Linked DNA regions of Homo sapiens: all the other regions are linked to region 1. Evidence: chromatin loops called from intact Hi-C (ENCODE). Cell type or tissue: A673. All regions are shown on one strand.

Region 1 (5,000 bases):
TCTTTCTTTCTTTCTTTTTCAGGGAAAAGTCTTGGGCAGGGAAGTACCACAGCTCATGCAAAAACCTAGTCCTTTAAAATCCATCCCCCCACACACCATCATCTCAGACTGTGGCCAAGAAAGGAAATCATTTCTCGTTCAGAAATTAATGAGGTTTCCCAGAGTTGGTGCAGCCATGGCAGCCCCATGTGAGTTTCCCAGTCGTGCTGCAAGCTGCCTTGATGTCCACATTCGATTAAACGCCTGGGTAAGAGCAAGCCACCCAGGAGAGAGCTATAAAATCTCCTGCTGAAATTTGGTTTAGCTTTCTTTGTGTGTGTGCCCTATTCTTTGCTACATTTTTTTCCCAGGATTGTGGCTTTGGAACATGAATATTGATTCCAAGTTCTGTTCTACTTAGAAATGCTCCCATCGCTAGCCACATCTCTGAATGCACTTGGGGAAGATAGTCCCCTTTGGAATGTGGATATGATGAAAATAATCATCATCACCAATTTTGTGGGGGCTGGGTTACTTGGGAAGTGGTGGATATGTAGTTTCAGAGTGAGGGGTTACAGTCAAAAGACCACTGAAAAAGAGTCTGTGACATACAAGCTGTGTGACTTTGGACAAATGACTGGACCACTCTGAGCCTCATTGGCAAAATAAGAGTAAAAACACCTGCCCACTGATCTAGAACTTATTAAATTCAGCAAACATATTAAGAGTGTCTGCTGTGAGTCTAGCTCCACACTGAGCACTGGTATGAAGACAAAAATAAATAAGTCGCAGACAGTTCCTCTCTTGCACGCATGTTGACAGAGTACCCGTATGATTGACCATCCAAATCACACTTTTGAGAATCAAACAATCATCAACTGTATTAAATTATCTACCATGACCATAGGTGTCTACAGGGACCAGGCAGGATAAACCAGGACAACTGGTCACCACACTTCTCCGTTTATTGTTTCAGTAAACAATGATGCAACACCTGCCACCTATGCTCACCAGGGTTCCAATGTCAGCCCTATCACTTCCAGCTGAGGGTCTGTAGGCAAGTTACTTTATAACCTTCAAGCCTCAGTTTTCTCATCAGCTAAATGGGAATACTAAGAGTATGCACTTTACAGGATTGTGTACTGAGGAAGAGGTAAAATGGACAAACTTCTTAAAATGGTGCTTGTCACATCATAAACCTAATACAAGTGTTCATTGTTATTGTTTCTCAGCTTGGTATTGGGCTATCTAAATGAAATAATATGCATGAAATCTTGTAAACCTTTTGGTAATGTGGAAAGCCTGTTACAACCAAACACAGATCTCTCAGGCCGGGAGACCTGATTCCCATTCATCAACAAGCCTCTAATGAACTCCTGTGATGGAGAGAAAGAAAGAAACAGTTTCCAGCTTCTGGGAACTGGCATGGCGCTCATAGCTAGACTGCGGTGTTCTGCTGGATATAATCTCTTGGAACTCCGACATCAGACGAGGTCATCTGAGACCACAATACAATGAGACCCAGCAAGGGCACCTCACAGGCTGCCCAAGCAGAGGTGTAAACAAGGTCTCTGTGCCACCCACAAAATATCAAACGCCTCCTTCTCCCAGCTCATATGACTGTCCCTGCTTTCTCAATCACAGCCAGTCTGCCTCCCTATAGATAAGATGGAGATATTTGGTCACAGAATTGTCTCCACTTCCTGATATTACCCAGTCCAGAACAAACCTCCACATCCTCAGACCCTCCAAAGACACCCCATCAAAGCCCGAATCCCGTAAGTCCTTCCTGGCAACCTCTTGCTGAGACACCCCACAGCTCCCCATGGAGTGTGTTCTCCTTTGCTGCACTGAGTAATAAACCCCAACTTGAACTGCAGGGGTGTCCCCACTGGTCTCTGGCTGGAGGGAACTGGCAGGGGCCAGGGGCTCTCCCAGGCACTGGCAAGCGGGAAAGGATATGATGGAGCAGGACAGAGGTGGCAGGAATCAAAGGCCAGCAGGACCTGGAAAATTTCTTCTTTCTTGTGATGTATTCTTGCACATCCCTGAATGCCCAATAACTTGCAACACAGAACCTAGAATGTAGTACATGCTCCCTGTGCAATGGATGGCTGAGTTAATGAATGAGAGCAGGAAGGAAGGAAGGAAGGAAGGAAGGAAGGAAGGAAGGAAGGAAGGAAGGAAGGAAGGAAGGAAATTGAGCATTTACTGAGCATCTAATAGGTGCTTTATTTTGGGATGGGTATTGTAGAGGTACAAAGTTGGATCAGACATAAATCCCACCTCCTTGGAACTTATAATTCAGAAAGGAAGTTCACATGTAGACATAAATTGCTGTAATGTCAGGTGAAAGTGGTGCCTTAAGAGACTCAGACAGCCATGTGTCAATTCAGAGATGCCAGGCTAAGTCCACATGATCATAGACCTTCCATTTGAGGCAGTAAATTTTAAAGGAAAGCATGGAGTATTTAGAGTCAGACCTGAGCGTGGTTCTTACTAGCCATGTGACTTCAGAGGAGCTGCCTCAATGAGCTTCAATTTTCTCATTTGAAAAATGGAACTGGACCATATTCATCTTGACATGAGGACCATAGCAGATGACTTGGGCTCAAGCCCTCAACGAAAGCCACTTCCCTTCCCTCTACTCTGCAGATCTAATTGGCCCTTTCCTTCTCCCACAGCCCCTGCAGCTGTGAAAGGTGTCTGCCTTTAACAGCTAGAGAGGGATGATGTGGGGACAGCTACTGCGCTGGACTCAAAAGCAAACTTCCTGAACCTTGGATTTCCACCTCAGTTCTGTCATTCCCTGTTGATGTTCTTGGGAGAGAAGGATCTTGGGTCTGAGGCCAGCCAGACACTCTTACTCACCATGTGACCTTAGGTAAGTCCCTTCACCTCTGTGAGCCCTCATTTCCTCATTTGTAAAAAATATTTAAGACCTAAGACCTCCCTGCAGGGTTGTTTTCCTGATTGGCAATGTTTTCTTTTTTCTTTTTTGATTTTGTTTTTTGTTTTTTGTTTTTTTTTTGAGATTGAGTCTCGCTCTGTCACCCAGGCTGGAATGCAATGGTGCCATCTCAGATCACTGCAACCTCCACTTCCTGGGTTCAAGCAATTCTCCTGTCTCAGCCTCCTGAGGAGCTGGGACTATAGGCGCCCGCCATCCCTCCTGGCGAATTTTTGTATTTTTTTTAGTAGAGACGGCATTTCACCATATTGGTCAGGCTGCTCTTGAACTCCTGACCTCAAGTGATCCACCCACCCTGGCCTCCCAAAGTGCGGAGATTACAGGCATGCCACCGGCAGTGTTTTCAAAAGCACTGAACTCAATCCTGAGCGCATGCATTCATTCAGAAACAAATGCCTTTGGGTCCCCAGTGAGGGCCAAGCCCTGTCCTAGGGCCTGGGGACACCTCATCGAACAAGGCCACTGCCCTCATGGAGTTCACAGATGGGCACAGGAGACAGAGTAGACAGGAAGCAAGGAAACAAAGATCATTGCAGGCTGTGACGTGTCACAGAGGAAATAAGTGTGAGGATGCAGAAAAATAGGTGGGCAGTGGCGGTGGGGGGGCCTTGTTCTTAGATCAGGTGGTGGTATGTATTTCCTGTGGCCACTGTAACACATGAAGGCAAACTGGGTGGCTTCCAAGCAACAGGAATTTAGTCTCTTACAGTTCTGGAGGCCAGAAGTACAAAATCAAGATATCAATGGGACTGTGTTCCCTTTGATGGTTCTAGGGGAGAATCCTTCCCCGCCTCTCTTATGTCCTGGGAGCCGTTGGCAATCTGTGATGCTCCCTGGCTTGTGGCTATGTCACTCCAATCCCTACCTCCATCCACACGTGGCCACCTTCTCCCCTTCTCATAAGGACATTTGTCATAGGATTTAGGGCCCACCAAGTTAGTCCAAGATTATCTCATCTCGAGAGTCTGAATTACACCTGCAAAGATGCTCTTTCTGAATAAGTCACATTCGCAGGTACTGGGGCTTAGTACATGAGCATATCTTTTTAGGAGTGACACCATCCACACAGTACCACGTCTTGGATGGCATACAGTAGGAACTCAATAGATGATACCTGTGGTTATTACACGGAATTACTAGTAATATTAAAATGTTGGCTGGGTGTGGTGGCCCACACCTGTAATCCCGGCACTTTGAGAGGCTGAGACAGGTGGATCACCTGAGGTTAGAAGTTCAAAACTAGCCTGGGCAACATGGTGAAACCCCGTCTCTACTAAAAACACAAAAATTAGCTGGGCTTGGTGGCACAGGCCTCTAATCCCTGCTACTTGGGAGGCTGAGGCAGGAGAATCGCTTGAACCTGGGAGGCGGAGGTCACAGTGAGCTGAGATTGTGCCACTGCACTCTAGCCTGGGTGACAGGGTGAGACTCCATCTCAAAAAAATAAAATAAAATAAAATATTGGCAGGCCATTGTTTCATCAATGGTAAACGTGTGTGCCCCAGTGCAGAGATATTTTAGACGCAAAAATGCTTTGCTACAAGTCAAGGGAAAAGCAACCCCAGAAAGAAGCAAAGATGTTCACACCAAAAACAAACAGAAAAAGTGTTTGTGACTGCTTCATTATCATGCTGTTCAAAGAGCTGCTCAGTGGGGAAAGCAGTCTTCCATGATGCTTGTGAGGTCAGGAAGCCCCGAGCGGTCAATGCTCTTACGCAGAGCAGGGGATGTCTCTTACCCCAGGAACATCAAAAGCTCTGGCAAAAGAAGAAGGTCCCAGGATCCACTTACTACAAGGAAGAAATTTCACCACCTTTATTTCCTAACCTTGTCAGTGTGACTTTGAGACTTCTGGAAGAGCTCAGAGCTATGCAGCCCTGTTATGCCTGGTAAGGCAGTAGCTTTTAAAATTTTATATATATATATATGTGTGTCCTTGAGTCTGTCCTGGAGGATGGGGGCTGCCTCTTCATGGTCTCCAAGAGGTATTGTTAGGATATGGAAAGAGCAGGAGTCTCCGAGCAAAGACGTGGGTTCAAATCCTGACTCC
Region 2 (5,000 bases), 58 kb after region 1:
GGAGAGGAGGCTACGAGCCACACCCAGGAGATGGCATGGGTGGGACTGGGGAAGAGGAACTGGGCAGGGACGCTGACACAGAGGGCCTGGGGTCTGTAGACCACAGACACCCCTTCCCCTCCACGCACAAGCACACAAGCCTTCAGCCTGCCCAGCGAGTCCCTGTCCCTTTCATCCTGGGAGGCTCTGCCCCAGGCTTTTTAAACCGTGTCCCTGGCATGGTTCAGATTCTACATCTCCCTTCCCCAAGCAGGCTGAAGAGCTAGAAAAGGCCGGGCACGGTGGCTCACACCTATGATCCCACTTTGGGAGGCCAAAGCAGTGTATCACTTGAGCCCAAGGGTTTGAAACCAGCCCTGGCAACATGCTGAGACCCTATCTCTACAAAAACTACAAAACTAAAAAAATTTAGCCTGGCATGGAGGCATGCACCTGTAGCCCCAGCTACTCGAGAGGCTTAGGTGGCAGGGTCACTTGAGCCTGGGAGGTGGAGGCTGCAGTGAGCCTTGGCCGTGCCACCACACTCCAGCGTAGATGACAGAGTGAGACCCTGTCTCAAAACAGAAAGAGACAGAAAACTGCAGATGACCTGACTTGGAACCCCGCATCTGCCACTCACCCTCTCTGTGACCACAGCCTGCTAACCTCACCCAGCCACCTTTTCCTCATCCAATAATACTCGAAGCTGTCATTGGGTGATTTTGAGGATTAAATGAGAAAGCATTTAGCCCAGTGCCTCATGCAGAGAAGGTGCTTTTTTTTCTATTAACTTTACAAACAGTAATGCTGAACCTTAGTCAGTGTCTTTCTCTGTAATATACATGTGAGCCAATCAGGTAGAATCTCAGTGGCACCCAGGGCTTGCTCACAGAATGTGTCTGTCTAGTGAATGTTGGTTCAGTGAAGGAACTTTGCATCAGGTGGTTCGGCAGGTGTATTTCTGTTCCAGTTTCAAACCAGGTGACTACGTGTTAGGACGTAGCAATCTGAAGCCCTTCTGAAAGGAACATGTTTTATTAAAAGTGCCTTGTAAGCCACCATGTCAAATCTAGCCAAGATGCTGGTGGACAACCCATTAGTCACTTTATTCAGAGATCAGATTCTAACTGCCCATAGGGCTGAAATCTTTGGCCAGATTTTCCCAGGAGGAGCCCTCAGAGAACAGTGGCCCAGGTGCCCAAGAGGACCCTACACAGTCGATTTCTTTCCTGGTTCGGGGACAGACAGAGCGATTGGCGATAGCTGTTACCATCTCACTTAAAAATACTTGAGCAAGTTATTTTCCCTCCTCGGGAGCTCTTAGACAAGCAAGTTCTTACTTAACAACAAAAAATGCTTTGCTTCATTCCTTTTCTCCTTGATCTTATATTTCCATTGTGTTCCCCCCTCCACCAGAATTTGATCCTATTAGGGTATATTATAAATACAAAATATATTATATTTTGCACTTGAGAATACTTATACTACTTTTCAACGTTTTTAAAAAGGATGTAAATTTAAACTTATTTTTTTGTTAACTTCTAATGTAGATTTCTAAGTATGAGAAAATAATGAAGTTAAGTATGTTTCTCAGTATAAGAAAATACTTTTGAATGAATTGTGATTATTAGTAGTATATAAATTAATATATTATGATTGTAACTTTGCAATTATTGGTCATGAAAAAAGTAGTGCACTGCATGTGGGTGCAATTAAATTGCGTGAAAACCTAATTGTGACCCTCCCTAGCCTTGGGCTGTAGGGCAGAGATACCCAGTTACATGAAAGAGTGTGAGCCCCATTCCAAAAAGCTCCCATCCTCTGAGTGGTGCTCAAAAGTCGCCTCCTAACCAGTAGCACAGCCTGTGTTTCTGCTGCTCTCTAGAACGCCTCATTCCAACCTCTGACGCCCATCTGACCGTGCTGGCGGTTGCCACACTGTCCTGTCTTGTGGTTTTCTGTCCATCCCCATTTCACAGTGGGCATTTCTCTTGGTTTCTGTCCCATCCAGAGCACACCATGGCCACGCCCCTGGAGGATGTTGGCAAGCAGGTGGGTAGGTCTTGTCCGCTTCCTGTGGCCCTGATGGGTCCCTGCAGAGCCTCACGCTGCTTGTCGCTCCTTGTCCTCTTCCCTCCAGGTGTGGCGGGGCGCCCTGCTCCTGGCAGACTACATCCTGTTCCGACAGGACCTCTTCCGAGGATGTACAGCGCTGGAGCTCGGGGCCGGCACGGGGCTCGCTAGCATCATCGCAGCCACCATGGCACGGACCGTTTATTGTACAGGTAATGAGGTGACATCTCAGGCTGCAGGGAAGTAGTCACCTTCACAAAGCATGCACTGACTGTATAAAAAAAGAGGCAGAGGCACTGGAAATTGGATGTTAGCTGTTGTTGATTTTGCCATCCTGGTCCCCTGGCCCTCTCCACTCTCCATTTATTCTCAGTGACATCAAAATGACCCAGCAATACCCACTCAGCAGCAGCAGCGTCACCCAGTGGCTATAAGGCCATTGAGCTTCAGGAGGTGCCTAGCGCCCCTGCTGGTACCTCTCTCCCCACTCCTGAGAAAGAGCAAATATCTCCAAAAACAGGAGGAATATACCCTTTTAGAAGCCTTTGAAAGCAAGTTTATTATTTTTTTCCTGGGTATAGAAGCCTTGCCCATTCTTTGTAGGAGGTTTTTAAAACAGTACATAAAAATTACTCATAATTTTACAATCCCTAGATTGAATCAACAATATGCAACTTATGGGTCACCTCCCGTGTGCCACTCATTTCTAGATGTAGGAGGCCCTGCGGTGAATGGAGCTGACTAGGCACTGCCCTCAGGGCGCTTACGTTGTAAGAATCTCCTCCAAATGATAGCTGAAATCAAGCTGCAGCAGCACTGTATTCTGCTGAAAATGTTGAAAAACATTTTTAAGAGCATTTTCTTTTTTAAATATGTATATATTTAGGGGGTACAAGTGCGGGTTTCTGATGTGCAGCTATATTGCAGTGATGACATCCGTCTGGGCTTTTAGTGGACCTTCCACTCAAATAGTGAACATTGTACCCAATAGGGAAGCTTTAATCCCCCACCCCTCCCACCGTGTCACCTTCTGGAATCCCCAGTGTCTGTGTTTCCACTCAGTATGTCCATGTTTACCCGTTGTTTAGCTCCCACTCATAAGTGAGAACATTTTAAGAGCATTTTCTCATGCCATTAAAAAATTATTATATAGGCCAGGTGCGGTGGCTGACATCTGTAATCCCAGCCCTTTGGGAGGCTGAGGCAGGCAGATCACCTGAGGTCAGGAGTTTGAGAACAGCCAGGCCAACATGGTGAAACCCTGTCTGTACTAAAAATACAAGAATTAACCAGATGTGGTAGCGGCGGGCACCTGTAATCCCAGCTACTTGGGAGGCTTGAACCTGGGAGGCAGAGGTTGCAGTGAGCTGAGATTGCACCACTGCACTCCAGTCTGGGCCACAGAGTGAGACTCTGTCTCAAAAAAAAAAAAAAAAAAACAAACTTTATATATGACTTTTAATGACCAGATAATATTTCATCTTCTTTGTAACCCTTCTCCTATTGCTGAGCATTTTGGCCATTCCTATGGGTTTTGGTTTTTTGGTTTTTGTTTTTTTTTGCATTTGTCAGTTACACTGTGATGAACATCTTTGTATATTGTCTAATAATCTGTCACCTAGGTTCCTAGGAGTGGGCGGTGTTAGTTACATTGCAATGAACATCTTTGTGTATCGTTGTCTAATAACGTGTCACTAGGTTCCTAGAAGTGGGTGAGACTATTCTTAAGCTTTTGATGAACATTACCAACTAATTTCTTTTTTAGTATTTAATTTTGAAATAATTTCAGACTCAAAAGGAGTTGTTAAAATAATCCAGCAAGTGCCATATGCCCTTCCTCTGGCTCCCCAGTGGTGACATCACACACAACCATAGTACAGTGATGAAAACCAGCCAGTGAAGTTAACTAAACTCCTAACGTGCCAGAGTGCTTTCTTTAGAACAAATATACCTGTTTACAAGAGAGTAGTGATCTCGTCAAGTGAACCTTGTTGTTATATTTTAAATCTTTAGTATCTGCTGGACAAAAAGAGGTATCAGCTGATGTGGTTTACACCTCATTGCTTCCTAGTGAACGTTACCTGGCACAGACTTTTGTTTCTGAGATAGGAAGGAAGAAGCTAGAGATCACCAGTCCCTGAGGCACTGTTTTCAAATATGCTGTTAACCACTGGTCAGGAGTCTGCAGTGCAGCCACGCTATTGGCTGCTTCTTGACAATGTCATGTAAATTATCAGTGAGCTCTTCTCAGAGTCAAGCCGTCCAAGAGCTTTGCTTCGTCCCTGGTGCCTAATAGCAGACTATAAAGAAGTCTTATCCCTGAGAGAGATTTACCAGCATGGGGAAGAAAGCTTGCATTTAGATGCCATGTTCCAGTTGGAAAAGTCCTTTCAGATGCATCAGTGCCTGGCTGTAACTTCACAGTGACTCTGGGCAGAGCCCAGGGTTCCTATCTCTGTTGTCCAAATGGGCAGACTGAGGCTGGCCCAAGGTCATCCACAGCTGCTGATGAGACCCGAGGCCCTTGATGTGGACCTGCTGGCCCACAGGGCAGTGTGCTTGTCACGTGGTGGAATTTCAGATTGTGTTGCATGGAACAGAGCTCCCACAAGCTGGCCGAGGGATGCTGGGGAGAACGCACTCAGGGCACCAGGGCTCCTACCCCACTCAGCCAGAGCTGCTCCTCTCTTACCTGTTTTATAGGTTAAAAGCTTTTGACAGAAACTATCATAAAGGTTTAAAAACTGCTGACCCTGGCCAGGCGTGGTGGCTAATGCATGTAACCCCAGCACTTTGAGAGGCCGAGGCAGGTGGATCACCTGAGGTCAGGAGTTTGAGAGCAGCTTGGCCAACACGGTGAAACCCCATCTGTACTAAAAATACAAAAAAAAAAAAAATTAGCCAGGCATGGTGGCGTGTGCCTATAATCCCAGCTACTTGGGAGGCTG
Region 3 (5,000 bases), 470 kb after region 1:
TCTGGGAGAGCAAGAGCCGGAGGTCTGAATGAGTCAGCATAGTGGGAAGTGGAAATGATGACTCAGCTCTGGGCCCTGATTTTCCTCTTCTTTGTCTAAGAGATGAGTCATCGCCTTTATGCCTTTAATTTTCAGACTTCAAACTCATCCCAGCAATGTAGAGGAAGCTGATGAGGGAAAGCTCCCTGCAGCGTGGGCTGTGCCCCCAGGAGCCCCTGAGTTTAAATTCAGTCTCTGCTACTTACTAATCACAGGATGTTGGCAAATCGCTGAGCCTGCATCCCCCCATCTGTCAAATGGGGGTGCTAAGGCCTACCTGGCAAGATTCCTTCATCTGATCAGTGCCAGGCGCTGGGGAGATGATAGTAAATGACACAGACAAAATTCCTGCCCCCACAAAGCTTACATTCTGGCGAGGAAAGACAATAATGAACAAATCTATATGTACAACGTAAGGCCAGCTGGTGGGGAGCATGGTGAAGAAAAATTAAACGGGTGAGGTGTAGAAGTAAGAGGAGGTAAGAGGATTGAATGAGAAAGTCCCTCTAGAGAGTCTGGCACAGGGCCTTACACAGGCTAGGGCTTCAATAAATAAGCACAAATTGTCCTCTTTGTGGTTTAGGAATTAAAGGGCACATGGCTGTTAGGACTGAACAGACCTCCGCTCCCTGGAGGAGATGCAAGGTGGATGATCCCACAATGAGTTCCAGCACTGGGCCAAGGATTCCAGGTCCAGGGCAGTGAGAAAAAAGACACTCAGCTTTTATATATGTGTGTGTGTGTATATATATATATATATATAATATGTATACATATTATATATATATATAAAATATGTGTGCGTGTGTGTATATATATATAGAATGGGTGCATTATATATACAATACACATATATAATATATATCATATGTATACATCTCTTATACATATGATATATCATATGTATAATATGTGTGTGTGTGTGTATATATATAGAATGGGCGCAGTGGCTCATGCATGCCTGCAATCCCAGCCCTTTGGGAGGCTGAAGTGGGAGGATCCCTTGAGATCAGAAGTTTGAGGCCAGCCTAGGCAACATAGGGAGACCCTCCCCCCCGCCCCCAGCCATCTCTATAAAAATTAAAGAAAATTAGCTGGGCATGGTGACATGTGCCTGTAGTCCCAGCTACTCAGGAGGCTGAGACAGGAGGATCACCCAAGCCCAAGAGTTTGAGGTTGCAGTGAGCTATGATGATACCACTGCACTCCAGCCTGGGCAACAGAGGGAGACCCCATCTTCAAAAATAAATAAATAAGTAAATAAATAAATAGTTTTTATTGAGGTGAAACTCGCACAACATAAAATTAACCATTAACTATTTTAAAGTCAACAATGTAATGGCACTGAGTATATTCACAATGCTGTGCAACCACCCACGCCACCTCTATCTAGTTCCAAGACATTTTCGGCACCCAAAAGGAAACCCTGTGTCGAGTAAGCAGTCACTCCTCATTCATCCTGCTCCCTAGCCCCCGACAACCACTAATCTGCTTTCTGTATATTCGTTTACATTCTATTCTGGATGATTCACAGAAATGGGATCATGCAATATGTGACTTTTTGTGTCTGGCTTCTTTCACTAAACATAAAGTTTTTCGTTTTTGTGTTTTGAGACAGGGTTTCTCTCCCATTGCCCAGGCTGGAGTGTGGTGGCACACTCTTGGTTCACTATAAGCTCTGCCTCCCTGGCTCAAGAGATCCTCCTGCCTCAGCCTCCAGAGTAGCTGGGACTACAGGCATGCACCACCACACCGGGCTAATTTTTTAAATTTGTTTTTTGTATTTTTTGTAGAGACAGGGTTTCACCATGTTGGCCAGGCTGGTCTTGTACTCTTGACCTCAAGAGATCCTCCCTCCTTGGCCTCCCAAAGTGCTAGGATTATAGGCGTGAGCCACCGGCCTGGCTGAGTATAATGTTTTTGAGGCTGTTTCATGTTGTAGTATGCATCAATGCTTTGTTCCTTCTTATAGTTGAATAATAATCCATCGTGTGGGTATACCATCTATGTTTATTCATTCAACAGTTGAAGTGGTTTTTAAAATTTTAAACTTCTTTTGGTTTTGTTTTGAGACAGAGTGTCACTCCCTGTCGCCCAGGCTGTAGTGCAGTGGCTAAATCATAGCTCAGTGCAACCTTGACCTCCCACCTCAAGCAATCCTGCCTCACCTTCCTGGGACCACAGGTGTGCATCACCACGCCCAGCTAAATTTCTAATTTTTTGTAGAGATGGGGTCGCGCTATGTTGCCCAGGCTGGTCTCGAACTCCTCAAGTGGTCCTCTCACCTTGGCCTCCTAAAGCGCTGGGATCACAGGCCTGAGCCACTGCACCCAGCTCATTTCACCCTCGTGATGCTTTGCTTGCCTGGTCTTAGTCCCAGCCCTGGGAGATGATGTCAGGAATCACTGGGAGGGAGAGGGAGCGAAGGGTACAGGAAGGCCAGAACCAGCAAAAGGTGCAGATTATTGTGCGCAAATGGGGCTCCTCTGGGAGACCGTGAGGAGTATATGTCATGAAGCCCCAGTGGAGGGTGGGGAGCCTGAGGCTTTTATCCAAACAACTCCTAACGTGACTGGTTGAGGTGGCCCTCCGTACTGGAACTCCCCCGACATTTCCAGGGTGAGCCTGTGTTTGGTTGAGCTGAAGAGCGCCCCCAGGTGGAGAAGCGGAGCAATTCGGGCCCCTGAAATAGGAAGTGCTGAGTCAACTGGAAACCATCTCTTCTGCAGCTGCAGGTGAGCTCAGGTGAGCGAGGGGATACAGGTAGCATCATCAGCCCCTACCGGCACTTACGCGATGCTTGGGAGCTTTACAAATATCAGTTCACTGACTTTTTTTCTTTTTCGAGATTGAGTTTTGCTCTGTTGGCTGGAGTGCAGTGGCACAATCTCAGCTCACTGCAACCTCCACCTCCCGGGTTCAAGCGATTTTCCTGGCTCAGTCTCGCAAGTAATTGCGATTGCAGGTGTGCACCACCACACCAGGCTAATTTTTGTATTTTTAGTAGAGGCGGGATTCCACCATATTGGCTAGGTTGGCCTTGAACTCATGACCTCAGGTGATCCACCCGCCTCAGCCTCCCAAAGTGCTGGGATTACAGGTGTGAGCCACTGTGCCCAGCACAGTTCACTGACTTATCGTGACAGCCCTATAAAACAGGTATTGTCATTCTCCCCATTTTAAAGACGAAGATGCCGGGCGCGGTGGCTCACACCTGTAATACCAGCACTTTGGGAGGCCGAGGCGGGCGGATCACGAGGTCAGAAGTTCAAGACCAGCCTGGCCAATATGGTGAAACCCCATTTCTATCAAAAATACAAAAATTAGCCGGGCGTGGTGACGTGTGCCTGTAGTCTCAACTACTCGGGAGACTGAGGCAGAAGAATCACTGGAACTCGGGAGGTAGAGATTGCAGTGAGCCGAGATCGCACCACTGGACTCCAGCCTGGGCAACAGAGCAAGACTCTGTCTCAAAAATAAACAAGTAAATAAATAACTAAAAAAAAATAAAGATGAAGAAACTGAGGCCAATAACGTATCCAAGATCACGCAGCAAGTCGATTTCAGAGCAGGATTTAAACCCAGGAAGTCTGTGCTCCTCATGACCATGCACTGCTCTTGTCCACTCAGTTTTGCTTCCTTTCATGGTTTCCATGGGCACCAACTCCATCTGCAGACACCATGCCCACTACCCAGTTAGGGTGGCCAAATTTAGCAAATAAAAATACAGGATGCCCAGTGAAATGTGAATTTCAGAAAAACAATGAACAATTTTTTTAGTATTTTTTTAATAGGTAAAATATTGTGTGGGAGATACTTACACTAAAAAAAAATTGGCTGCTTATCTGAAATTCAAATGTAACTGGGTGTCCTGCATTTTATCTGGAAACCACATTCCTTCTCCTCACTATTCTCCTGGGGGTGGAACTAGAAGCTGGTGAGAGGGGTTAGAAGAAGCCCCCTATTGTTCTTTCCATTTTTTGCTTGTTTGTTTGTTTATTTTTGTTTTTGAGACAGAGTCTCACTCTGTTGTCCAGGCTGGAGTGCAGTGGTGCAACTTCGGCTCACTGCAACCTCCGCCTCCCAGGTTCAAGCGATTCTCCTGACTCAGCCTCCCAAGTAGCTGGGATTACAGGCACATGCCATCATGCCCGGCTAATTTTGTGTATTTTCAGTAGAGACGGGGTTTCACCATGTTGGCCGGGCTGATCTCGAACTCCTGACCTCTAGTGATCTGCCCGCCTCAGCCTCTCAAAGTGCTGGGATTACAGGAATGAGCCACCATGTCCAGCTCTTTCCATATGCTATGAAAGCTCCACCTCCCTTTTTCTTTTTCTTTTCTTTTTTTTAATTCAGACAGGGTCTTGCTCTGTTGCCCACACTGGAGTGCAGTGGAGTCATCTCAGCTCACTGTAGCCTCTGCTTCCTGGGCTCAAGTGATCCTCCCACCTCAGCCTCCCGAGTAGCTGGGACCACAGGCGCATGCCACCATGCCCGGCTAGTTTTTGTATTGTTTTGTAGAGATATGGTCTCCCCATGTTGCCCAGGCTGGGCTCAAGCAATCCTCCTGCCTCAACTTCCCAAAGTGCTGAGATTACAGACGTGAGCCACCACGCCCAACGAAGCTCAGATTTTTTTGATTTTTTTTTTTTTTTTTTTTCTGCCCAGGCTGGAGTGCAATGGCGCTATCTCATTGCAACCTCTACCTCCCAGGTTCAAGCCATTCTCCTGCATCAGCCTCCCAAGGAGCTGGGATTACAGGCGTCCACCACCACACCTGGCTAATCTGTATTTTTAGTAGGGATGGCGTTTCCCCATGTTGGTCAGGCTGGTCTTGAACTTCTGACCTCAGGTTATCCGCCTGCCTCGGCCTCCCAAAGCGCTGGGATTAGAGGCGTGTGCTCCCGCGCCCGGCCCTGAGCTCAACTTTTTAAGGTGGATTTGATATAACGGCTGTGTAT

What was found. Hi-C counts contacts between places; a loop is a spot of excess contacts. Peaks named below come from ENCODE experiments on the same cell type or tissue, not always from the same donor. Only the 100,000 strongest peaks of a DNase experiment are listed, where the experiment ranks them.
Region 2: a loop joins it to region 1, with 2.6 times the contacts of the local background. A loop is called at or near these places in 44 of 110 quality-filtered maps.
Region 3: it touches region 1 in a loop (4-fold over the local background); 3 of 110 quality-filtered maps call a loop at or near these places.

Annotation. Positions count from the first base shown.
Region 1 is chr16:8,574,592-8,579,591 of GRCh38, forward strand. All of the region lies in intron 2 of TMEM114 (transmembrane protein 114), which reads right to left. Among named protein-coding and RNA genes, the nearest start is that of TMEM114, 13 kb to the right of the region's middle. In A673, no CTCF peak of the experiment used is centred here; DNase peaks (open chromatin) are centred at 290, 1,750, 2,070, 2,200 and 1 weaker place; H3K4me3 peaks cover 3,740 bases; H3K27ac peaks cover 5,000 bases.
Region 2 is chr16:8,633,049-8,638,048 of GRCh38, forward strand. It overlaps METTL22 (methyltransferase 22, Kin17 lysine), which reads left to right. Exons shown (of 11, transcript NM_024109.4): 4 at 1,991-2,031; 5 at 2,120-2,264. Among named protein-coding and RNA genes, the nearest start is that of METTL22, 14 kb to the left of the region's middle. In A673, CTCF peaks have their summits at 2,521 (motif pointing left) and 2,729; a DNase peak (open chromatin) is centred at 2,473; H3K27ac peaks cover 1,621 bases.
Region 3 is chr16:9,047,916-9,052,915 of GRCh38, forward strand. No RefSeq gene overlaps it. Among named protein-coding and RNA genes, the nearest start is that of HAPSTR1, 41 kb to the right of the region's middle. RefSeq lists enhancers at 1-444, 1-191, 1,868-2,660, 2,661-3,451. In A673, a CTCF peak has its summit at 2,694 (motif pointing left); a DNase peak (open chromatin) is centred at 96; H3K27ac peaks cover 794 bases.